Linked DNA regions of Homo sapiens: region 2 is linked to region 1. A link is a loop called in an ENCODE intact Hi-C map of the cell type or tissue named here. Cell type or tissue: PC-3. All regions are shown on one strand. Links, peaks and the distances in the headings refer to the core of each region. The heading gives the core; the rest is flanking DNA.

Region 1 (5,388 bases), core at 226-5,225:
TCCCGTCAAGCTTAAAACAAAAACTCCTTATTCCATATTAGTCTTTAGGCTCATCTCTACACTGTGGGTTTTTTGAGAGCTTGTGACATGTCATTTGATCTGTGTCTTCATTGCCTTCATTTAGTGCCTGGCATGCAATGGGCACACAACAAAACTGAGTCAACAAATAGTCATGCTGGGCGCGTTGGCTCAAGCCTGTAATCCCAGCACTTTGGGAGGTCAAGAGAAGAGGATTGGTTGAGGCCAGGAGTTTGAGACCAACCTGAGCAACATAGCAAGACTCTGACTTTACAAAAAAAGTTAAAAATTAGCTGGGCATGGTGGTGTGTAACTGTGGTCCCAGCTACTTGGGAGGCTGAGGCAGGAGGATCACCTGAGCCCAGGAATTTACGGTTGTAATGAGCTATGATGAGGCCACTGCACTCCAGCCTGGGTGGAGTCCCAAAACAAACAGACAACAACAACAACAACAACAAGAGCAAATAGCCAAGTACTGTGCTAGCTAATATCTAAAGCCAGAAAAATAAATAAACAAGAAAACAAACAATAAATGATGTTTGTTCTCAATGAATTTATGCACTAATAGGGCAAATACGACACAAAGAGATAATAAGAATATAGTTCTATGAATAAAGTTACTACACTGTGCCATGGGTGCCTTGGAGAAGAGACCCCTTATGCTTTAGAGAGGCCAGAGGAGAGGGTCAGGAGGAGGTGAACCACCAGGCCCCTCCCAGCCTTGCCCACGTCTGAATCTGAAGCAGTTCCGCTTGTGCACAAAGCCAAACCCCATTCCCACAGTCAAGGCCCTACACGGACTGACTGGTACACATCTTGCCTAGGACAATTCTTTAAATTTTAGAAAGACCGTTGGATAAATGTATCCTGCTTCCCATAAGCTTTTAGAGAATCATGTAAACGGCCTTCCCTGTTGCTTTATTCTCAGTTTAAAAGCCATTCTGAAGGCTTTAAGAATAGAGCAACTTACTGAGTCACTCAGATTTGCAAACCAAAAGAAGCTCCCTATACAAAAAGAGCTGGCTTTAAAGCAAGTACCTGGGCATCCTCCAATATACCCCAGTCCAGTGAAGGTGAGGTACTTAGCTTAATGGCCTCTCACAGAGCTACTAGCTCACAATAGACTACATTTGAATAAGGAAAGTGTTTTGATGATAAATGTGATAGATTCTCATAAAATTGTTGGAATCTAGAAATCTAGAATTTAGAAAATATGCATTACAGAAGATGAGGAAGTATTTGAATCAGATATAAGGAGCATATCATGAAGGACAGAGGGATTATTTGAACCTTTTGTTTGAGTACTCCTAGAAGGGGCCAGGCATTACCCTTTGACCTTTGACCAGAATCTCTAAATGCAGAAACAGGGAAAAGCTGTCTGTAGTGAGCAGGCACCCCAGTGGGGAGGTGCTTGGTACAGATACAACCTAAAGAAGCCCTGCAAAAATATTGATTGATAGTTGCTTAAAACTGGTAAATGCTATTCTGTGAGTTTTCTTACAACTTTATTCATTTTTTCTGTGGTTAATCTTTTATAACAACTTATACCTCAACCCATTTTTTCACATTTTAATCTTAAAATTATAACATGTTATGGCAACATATTCATTAACAGAAAAAAAGGATCACTGGTATTTTGGCTTTTCATCCTTTGCATGAATTATAGAACATCGTGAATGATGTCTCAAAGCATCTATTCCTAAACTTACGTTAATTACTTTCATGGAAGGATATGGTTTTTTATTGTTTTTTCATATGCTTGATTTTTTAAATTGAAAATGACTCTTCAGAAACAAAAAAACCCAACTAGAAAACTGTTCTTGTTTAGTCATTTGTTTTCATTTGTAATCTGTTTCTTAAAGGAAAAGACATTATTTCCTTTATATATTTGTATATGATATCTAGAACATTATAGGCACTCATATAGATAAAACTAGACCTCCTCTTGCCTAATAAGTAAAATCCCAGGAAAATAAAATTAAATGTTTTTACAAAATGAATTAAATACCTATTAAAACGGTAAGTTCTGTGTTGACATTTTTAAAAATGATTCAGGAATTTTGTTGTTGTTCAATTGCAAATTACTCCAGTTTCCAAATCTTATATTTCAAAGGAGAAAGTGACCTTCTTTAAATAAAAGTCCAATGTGCTAACTGATACCTTCATGAAATATTTACAAAGAAAAAAAGCCATTACATACAAATGTAAACAATAATGTGTGAGTTTAATGATTATTCCTTCAAACTAGGAACACTAGCAGGTAGTCTTGTCTAAATTAGTGTAGACCTAGCCATACAGTGCTGAGGAGACATACAATCAATATTAACCTGTATTCGACCATTCAGAACAATTGCTCACATTGTGCACAGTACAGTGGAAGCTTGGCATTTATCCAACAAAGCCATATTGTTATAGGATACATCTCATTTATCTGCCAAGTCAATCAAATTAACCAGATACTTTGTAACATTTGCACTTCATTCTTATTCTGTGTACTTCCTCTCTCTTAAAGAGGTGTATCTCCTAGATCCTCTGTATCTCTGAATCGTCTCTCCTAGCATTTGGGATCTCCTTCTGCATCTGAGATCAGAATTGATTAAAATATTTAAAAAGAAAGGACAAAAGAAAGAAGAATGAGCTATAGTGCATCAAATTATTAAACAGGATATAGAGAAGCCATTGTTAACTATACAGAAAACTGACCAAATTTTAAATAATAGAACAAAACCCATCAGCTTCTTTCACTGCAACTAAGTTAAAGGGCAAAGAAATGTAGCTATGAAATAATAAAACATAAAGATGATATAGTGGCATTGGCTTGACCCAACAACAGAGCCTCTGAATTATTCAACTCTCGGCCACCTGACAAAATATAAAAAGCATGGGGTTAACCCTATGCAAAGGTTAGATTGAAGATTCTTGTGAATTATAGTCTTTTGATTTGTGAGCTCTTAACTACAAACTTGTCCATTTATTACCCTGCCCTTATCAAGTTTTTTAGATCTCTGTACAAATATAGTAGTGTTCAGCAGGAGTAGCATGACTCAGAAAGAAATCTATTTACCAAGAAAGTGCAGTGACTAAGTTCTAGGAGTTTAAAACGTGTCTTTCTAACTGGGAGTGGGGGATGGGAGGGTGGGAGTTAATTCTTTCATCATTACTGCTTCAGTTAAAAAAGAAAACAAAACAGGTTTGTCTTAAGCAGAAAGGAACATGTTGATATTCTAGGAGTTGTAGAACTACAGCAAGAAAAAAAAATGAACCAAATCGGGTTAGGAACACAAAATCTCTTTCCACCCACCTAACCACCCCTTTTTATCCAAATTTTACATGGGCTTAAGCTCAACTCCTTATACTTAAATTTGACAAATTTATGCTGCCTACTTGAAGGCTTAACTAGTTTGCTTTTATAGCAAACAATGGATGCTATTTTGTTGCCTGTAAAAAATTCATTTCCATATTTATACCTGATTTCTGCAAGAGTTTTCTATTAGTTTCCAGCTATGCTTATAGAGACATTGGAATTTAAAAAAACGATATGGCTGACGTCAAAGAGGTGAAAGAAAATTTGTCGCTTGAACCCAAAGTTGTTTTGCAGCAGGGTACTTGGTTTCTAATCATTTATCAATCAAGTGTTTTCAGATTCTCCATCGATTTATCATTTATATATCTTTAAAATACATATCTAAATCATTTCTTGTATCTATGCATCTATCTATGTCTTAGAAAGTAGGCCAGATACTATTCTACTATAATTAGTGAGCACATCGCTGTTTTACAAGTAAAGAAAATAGAATCCTGATTACGTTAGCATTTAATAAAGGCTTTCTCCAAATAATTTTTGTAATCACAATTGAACTCAAAAATCTTTTCTGTTCAGCCTTGCTTATCTTCCCACCAAAACACACTTGCATTCCAGAATGAAAGTTCTCATAAAATATTTTTCAAGGTAAATTTTTTGTCTGATTTATAAATGTTGGGTATATTTTATTTTTTAAAAGCCTTAAAAATAAATTAGCAATGATTTCAAAGTTCAGACACCTACAAGACGTGTTTTACTCCAGGCCTTCTTAATCACTGGAAACAATAACCAAGGACAGACATGTACTCTCACTAAAGGGAATAAAAAGGCACCCTTCAACAAAATGAAATTTTAGATGAGTTAAAGCATTTGACTTGATTTAGCCTTTATATGTTTTTCCCAATCATGGACTATTTGGTTTCAAGTTAGTTTCGTTAACTATAAATCTATACTGTCACTAAATTATACAACTGAATTTTAATCTAAGAATGGATTTTAGTCAATGTGCTTCTTTAAAAAAATTAATAAAATAAAATTAATAGAGTCATGCACACTTTATTCATGCTTCTTCTCTGCTCTTCCACCCCCAAAGTGGAACAAAAATGATACAAATAAAGATAAACCTGTGTATTCTACCTTTTATTGACAAATAATTCTGAACTTTTTAATGTTCCGTATTACTTTAGAAAAATATGTGATATTCTAACAATATGTATTCTTGAGATGATATTTTAGTCAGGTTTTGACAGCAGAGACTCTATTTGAAAAAAAAAAAAGATGTGATTAAAAGAAAGAAGGAAATAATGCTGGCATTGTTGCTGTATTTATTAATGCACCACAAGCTTTTGTTTGCACTTGTTTCACTTTTGTTTAAAAGTAAAGAGGTAGTACAGCACGTAATCCAGGGTGCTGATGTTGTGGGAGGGGACTTAAAACAGAGTAAGGAAATCAGAAACAATTTCCTCCACACAGAAAAGAACAGAACTCTCTTACCTATGAACCAGGTAGTTTCCAAGAGAGACGCTGAGGGATGTTTAGAAAGCCTGGGACCTGCAGATGCCATGTCAGGCACGCTTGCTCCTGCATAGGAGACTAAATAATCTCGATATATAAGGATGGCAGTCTGTTGTCTTAGATCAGTTTGAGAAGCAGCTCTGGCAGCGGGGGGTGTAGGTGTGTTGCACTACACTGAATGGAATAAGGCTAAAAATATGTTTAGTGTCTGATAAGAACGCCAGTTTTCTCAAGCTCTCATTTAACGTCGGACTTTCTGTTTTGCTTTTAAAGAAAAATGTTTTACAAGGGCAGCATGAAGCGGACAAAATCTGGAGCAAAGAAGGATTTTATGCTGTTGTCATTTTTCTCAGCATCTTTGTTATTATAGTAACGTGTTTGATGGTAAGTTTGCTTCTTTGTATATTTTATCCTTTGCTCAGCCCACTGCTTGATATTAGTGGGTACATTGCCATTCAAATGAATGTTAAAATGCTTCCGAGCAGAAGGAAGACTATGATCCTGCTAGATTAGGAATATTTCATATCTGACATCAGAGCGATTGCTAAAGGAGA
Region 2 (5,388 bases), core at 112-5,111, 85 kb before region 1:
ATATTATAAACCTTCTTATGTGATATGATCAAAACTGATCATAGGTTGACTACTTGAATTCAATCACAGTAGGGAATAATAAAAATCATACACCTTTTAGTCTTATTTTATTTAGCTTCAAACACATAACCCTTGACCCATCTTTTGCATATGGATGCCCTAGTTAGTGTCATATTGTCTTTCTTGTATAAAACAGGCTCAAAATGTATCATCTCTAATTCATTTTTGGTTTCTTTAAAATGGAGTGAGAACACAAAGATACAATAAGTACCGAGTCCTTTAATAATTTTATAACTTTTCCTAGTCTATTACAATTGTCTTACCTAAATCTAATTCGATAATTTTTTTAAGCCGGGCATGGTGACTCACGCCTGTAATCCCAGCACTTTGGGAGGCCGAGGTGGGTGGATCACCCACGGTTAGGAGTTTGAGACGAGCCTGGCCAACATGATGAAACCCTGCCTCTACTGAAAACACAAAAATTAGCTGGGCGTGGTGGCAGACACCTGTAAACCCAGCTACTCGGGAGGCTGAGGCAGGAGAATCACTTGAACCTGGGAGGCAGGTGTTGCAGTGAGCCGAGATTGTGCCATTGCGCTCCAGCCTGGGCAACAAGAGTGAAACTCTCTCTCAAAAAAAAAAAAAAAAAAAAAAAATTTTCAGCAACATTTATGTCTCAAATCTTTCAAAGCTCTCAACTTAATTTTCATAGAAATAACAACAATCCACTTTTGGTAATCATATTAGTCATTCTATATAACAGTTCTTAAATTACATCAATTACAATAACAAAGATAATTAGCATAAACAGGTTTGGAAACATCTACTGACTTTTAGTAAACAGACAACTACTCGGCGCAGAATCATACAGTCTTACTAGGAGTTAATCCACTTGTCAGCAGGCCTCGGCAAGCTCTGAACTTCATTCCATATATCTTACAGAGCAATTGGAGAGTTCATTAAAGTGCACTTAACTATGAAGATAGGTTACCTTCTATGGTTGTGTAATATTAATATTGTAATTTAAGATGTTTATGTTCAGGTCCAGAGAGCCTTAGCACACAATAAATATTTGATAAATATTAGCCATTTACATTTCATGAGAAAGTTAAACATTTTTAAATGTTTTCAGTTCATAAAGACTTTTGTAGCCTGTTTAATTTGCAATCGACATTTCTGGGATAAGAGGAACCATAACCAGAGAGCATAAAGACTAACAGTGGTGAGACTGCAGAAGTCAAAGTCTAGTTTATTCCTTCTATTCATTATTTTAACAAATCAACACATCCTTTTTTCAGTGGCTGCTCTTTGCCAGCCTCTGTTCTCAGTGTGACAAAGTCAATTATACAAAGACAGACAATTGTCACTTGTCACTTTTTTGTACAAGTATGTCTTTGTTTTTTCATTTTGTGGGTGATTTATTTCAACTCCTGGAGTAAAATACTTTTCCAAACTTGATTAGAACAAGCTTCTTAAGATATCTAAGTAGTGCCTATCTGCACAAAATGTTCTAGAATTATTTCTAGCTCTTCAAATTAAATATGCTGAGAGAACAATGGTGTTATAAGGCAGAAGAACTAGATTTCAAGCAAAACAGTTTTAAATGTCTTGCTGTGGTAGGCCAAAAAATGGTGCCCCAAAAGATATCCATGCCAAATCTCTGGAATCTGTGACTATTATCTTATTTTGGAAGATGAATCTTTGCAGATGTGATTAAGACTCTTGACATGAAGAGGTCACACTGAGCAATCCTGGAAAGCTCTCAATCCAATGACAAGTGTGTTTCTAAGAGAAATACAGAGGTAGATTTGAACAGACAGAAGACAAGACACAAGAAGGAGGCAATGTGACCACAGAGGCAAAGGTTAGAGTGAAATGGTCACAAGTCAAACAATGCCAACAGCTGCCAGAAGTTGGAAGAGGCAAAGAACAGATTCTCCATTTTTGGGGGGAGGAAGCGCAGCCCTGCAACATTTTGATTTCAGACTCTGGCCTCCAAAACTGTGTGAGAATAAATTTCCTTTGTTTTAAGCCACCTATTTTGTGGTAACTTCTTACAGCAGCCACAGGAAACCAACATGCATGTCATAAATAAATGTACTAAGTATCTAACAGCTCATCTTTATGCTGGGAACAACCCAAGATGAAGCATAGAGCAGGTATTTGGGATGTCACTAAACAAACAGTTCCAAAAGAACAGTATTTGAGGAATTCAATAATTCTACAGATCTGATTATACTCATTATAATCTGTTGTGTTGCTTACAGAGAATTATAGGGAAAAGGTAAAATATAGTAATCTAAAAAACAAAATTCACAAGTCATGCATAAAAAGTCATAGCAGTTGGGCATACGTACATTTTTGTTTCCATAGGAATTGCTTTGTAGGGCTTTTTAAGAGGAAATATGGCTGTAAATTACTTCAGGGAATATATTAACATTGTTATTTGAAAAAATCTTTTGTAAAATTAAATTTGAAGATATGGGACCTGGTGCTGATATTACCTAAAGGAAATTGACAATGCTAATAGACCACCATGGAGATAACAATGGGAAGGCTTATCCACAAGGTATTAGTAAATTGTTTTCTAAGTACCATGTGCCCATTCATATATTCTCATTATGAAAATAATAATTGGGTTTTGAATTTACAGTGAAAACTAATACCATGAGAAATTAAATGAAAAAATAAAGGCTATTGCATTTTGTATTAGAAATCTCTATTAGATTTAGGAAAATGATGTCTTTACTTTTATTCAGCTTAAATAAAATATTTGAGACATTGAATATTTTTAAAAGTATTATTCTACTAGGTAAAGTCAGACTTAATGTTTACTTTTGTTCTGTAAGTTATTTTCAATTCCTATGAAAAAAGTTTTCTTACTTTACAATATTAAACATATTGTGTGCAATCACATCAGTTTTCAGCTATTTTTTATGGACTCTGGAACTCAGAGGGAGTCAGGTTGTGAGACTTAAGTTCTAGAAATAGTAACCATTCATTTCTGGAAAATCACTCAACAGAGTTGAGAGAACAAGCTGAGAAGTGCAGGATTTCCGGTCTGTAATGCAAATGAAAAAAAATAAGAAATGTGGAAAACTATGCAACACCTCTTTGGGAAATTGGAGTGCCCACACTACACTGATAAATTTAAAATCAAATCTTTTCATTTAGCATACCGAGAAGCTGTATTTTACTTTCTTGCTGATTCACAGGTGATTCAGGATAAAGCTGGCTGTTGCTATTTATGCTTTGCAATTTTTTTGTTGGGGGGGTAAGGGTAGAGTGGAGTCTGATTCTAATGCCTCTAATAGTAGTATGAGCTGGAATGGAATTTCTGACCATATGGCTTTTCTGGGGCAGGGAAAAGGTTTAGTGCAGGAAATTCTCCTGGACCAACTCAAGACTTAGTTACTGACAGTGCAGAAGAACTTGGTTGCAGGGCTGTTTTATCTCCGAGATAAGCCCAGTTTTAGACAAAAAAAAAAAAAAAGCCATAAAAACTCAAGACAGAAAGACAGTTGGTCTTACCACATTGATAATATTGGTTGTGAATGGCACGGTGACTTCATAGTATCTCTAGTGAACCTGGCCCCTGTTGTGATAATTTTGTTGGAAGAGACTATTCTGGAATGCCCTTTATCTTACCTCCTTGCAATTCAGTGAGATGTATTAATGTGCTCAAATGGAGACACAAAGATAACTCCTACCCCTCCCCATAGGGTCCCAGACCTTTCGACATAGTGAGAAATTTGCAGTAAATGTGTTCTATGGCTTTCTTAAGATGATTCATTTTTAACCCTCTCATGTGCTTTTATTCCCAGTTGTTCACTCTCTTAAACCTCTGCCCTGTGCTGGGAAAGGTCAAGTTAAAAAAGCGATCTAGCTATTATAGAATCAGAAACCCCAAAATTAATCTACTTAGCTCAAAAGTGGCTGTGATAGGCTAAATAATGGCCCCACAAAGATGTCCACATCCTAGTTCCTGGGAACTGCGAATGTGTTGCTTTACATGGCAAAGGACTGCAGATGGAACTGTGGTTACTAATCAGCTGACCTTGACATAGAAGCTGATCCTGGATTTCTGGACCCAAAGCAATCACAAGGGACCTTAAAAGTGGGAGAAAAAGACAGGAGAGGACGTCAGAATAATGCAGTGTGAGCAGAACATAGCAAGGCTATTCTGGCTTTGGAGATGGAAGAATGGGGCCACAAGACAAGAAACACGATAACCTGTAGAAGCTGGAATGAGGAAAAAAAACACTAGATTCCCCCTCCAGAACCTCCAGAAAGGAATATGGCCCCAGTGATACTTTGATTTTAGCCTAGTAAGACCGTGTCAGATTTCTGACCTACAGAGCTATAAGTTATATCTGTATTAATTAAGCCAATCAGGTTGAGGTAATTCATTATGGCAATGATAGGAAATTAATACAGTGGCAATCAGGAATAATCACAGAATCAGAATCCAGCGGCAGACAGTTACTTAATTCATGTTTTGAAATCCAAAAACATGGTGACATTTATAGGGAAGTAGTCAGGCCAAGAAGAGGGTATTAATGTTTCAGGACAGCATAGGCACTTTGGTTTTGAACGACTAGTAGTTTTATCTGGTTCTAAGAAAGAAATTTTAAACTCAAATAAGAGTACCAACCAGTATCCTGGCTCCACAGGAGGAGAGAAGCGAAGCTCTATACCTGGCCCGCATGTGAATACAAGCAGCCAGTTACCAAAAGGGGGAGCCCAGAAGCACACAATAGCCAGGTTCTGTTGGATTTATCACAAAGTTGGTAATCCACTAATAATTTCTTTTACTTGCTCTCTATGGGTGTTCTTACACCATTAAAACAAAGGGTAGTTGCAGACCATATGGATAATGTTTCATAGAATGTTTTATCCTCCTTAACTTTAATTAACTAAACCAATGCTGACACAATTACACTGGATATAATAATAGTTTTTAAATAGTCTGTATAACTTCACAAATGAAGCATATGCTGCAACTACAGAAGAAAATGTTGCAGTTGCACATTTCTAAGATTTTTCCCTTAATTTTAAGTAATATAAGTCATCTGAGTTGTAGTAATGCTGTTCAAATGGTCAATGATGTATTGGACACTTTTAACACACACACACACACACACACATATCCAGAATAAAGAGGAAAAAAATGACTGAGATGGGATATTAGTTCAGTGGCTTTACTTCATTTTCCTACAAAAATTTGTCCTGGCAGGCAGACCAGGTAGGTGGGATAGTTCTGATCTATGAGTTTATCCAGAGACCCATGTTGTCTTTCTAGCAGCTCTATTATGTTTTAGGGAATAACCCTTTTCCACATGGTTCAGCATCACAACATTCACATTTTAGTTTATAGATAAAGAAAAG

Evidence for each region. A loop is a pair of places that touch in the nucleus more often than their neighbours do. Peaks named below come from ENCODE experiments on the same cell type or tissue, not always from the same donor. Only the 100,000 strongest peaks of a DNase experiment are listed, where the experiment ranks them.
Region 2: a loop joins it to region 1, with 2.8 times the contacts of the local background. A loop is called at or near these places in 4 of 110 quality-filtered maps.

Annotation. Positions count from the first base shown.
Region 1 is chr12:70,754,021-70,759,408 of GRCh38, reverse strand. It overlaps PTPRR (protein tyrosine phosphatase receptor type R), which reads left to right. Exons shown (of 14, transcript NM_002849.4): 5 at 5,108-5,218. The region is part of intron 1 of LOC124902960 (a long non-coding RNA gene); the gene reads right to left. Among named protein-coding and RNA genes, the nearest start is that of PTPRB, 120 kb to the right of the region's middle. RefSeq lists an enhancer at 786-1,592. In PC-3, for the core only: no CTCF peak of the experiment used is centred there; DNase peaks (open chromatin) are centred at 3,088 and 4,818; H3K4me3 peaks cover 2,708 bases; H3K27ac peaks cover 3,556 bases.
Region 2 is chr12:70,839,077-70,844,464 of GRCh38, reverse strand. The region is part of intron 2 of PTPRR (protein tyrosine phosphatase receptor type R); the gene reads left to right. Among named protein-coding and RNA genes, the nearest start is that of PTPRR, 79 kb to the left of the region's middle. In PC-3, for the core only: CTCF peaks have their summits at 4,553 and 4,755 (motif pointing right); DNase peaks (open chromatin) are centred at 1,824, 2,124 and 3,274; H3K4me3 peaks cover 461 bases; H3K27ac peaks cover 3,180 bases.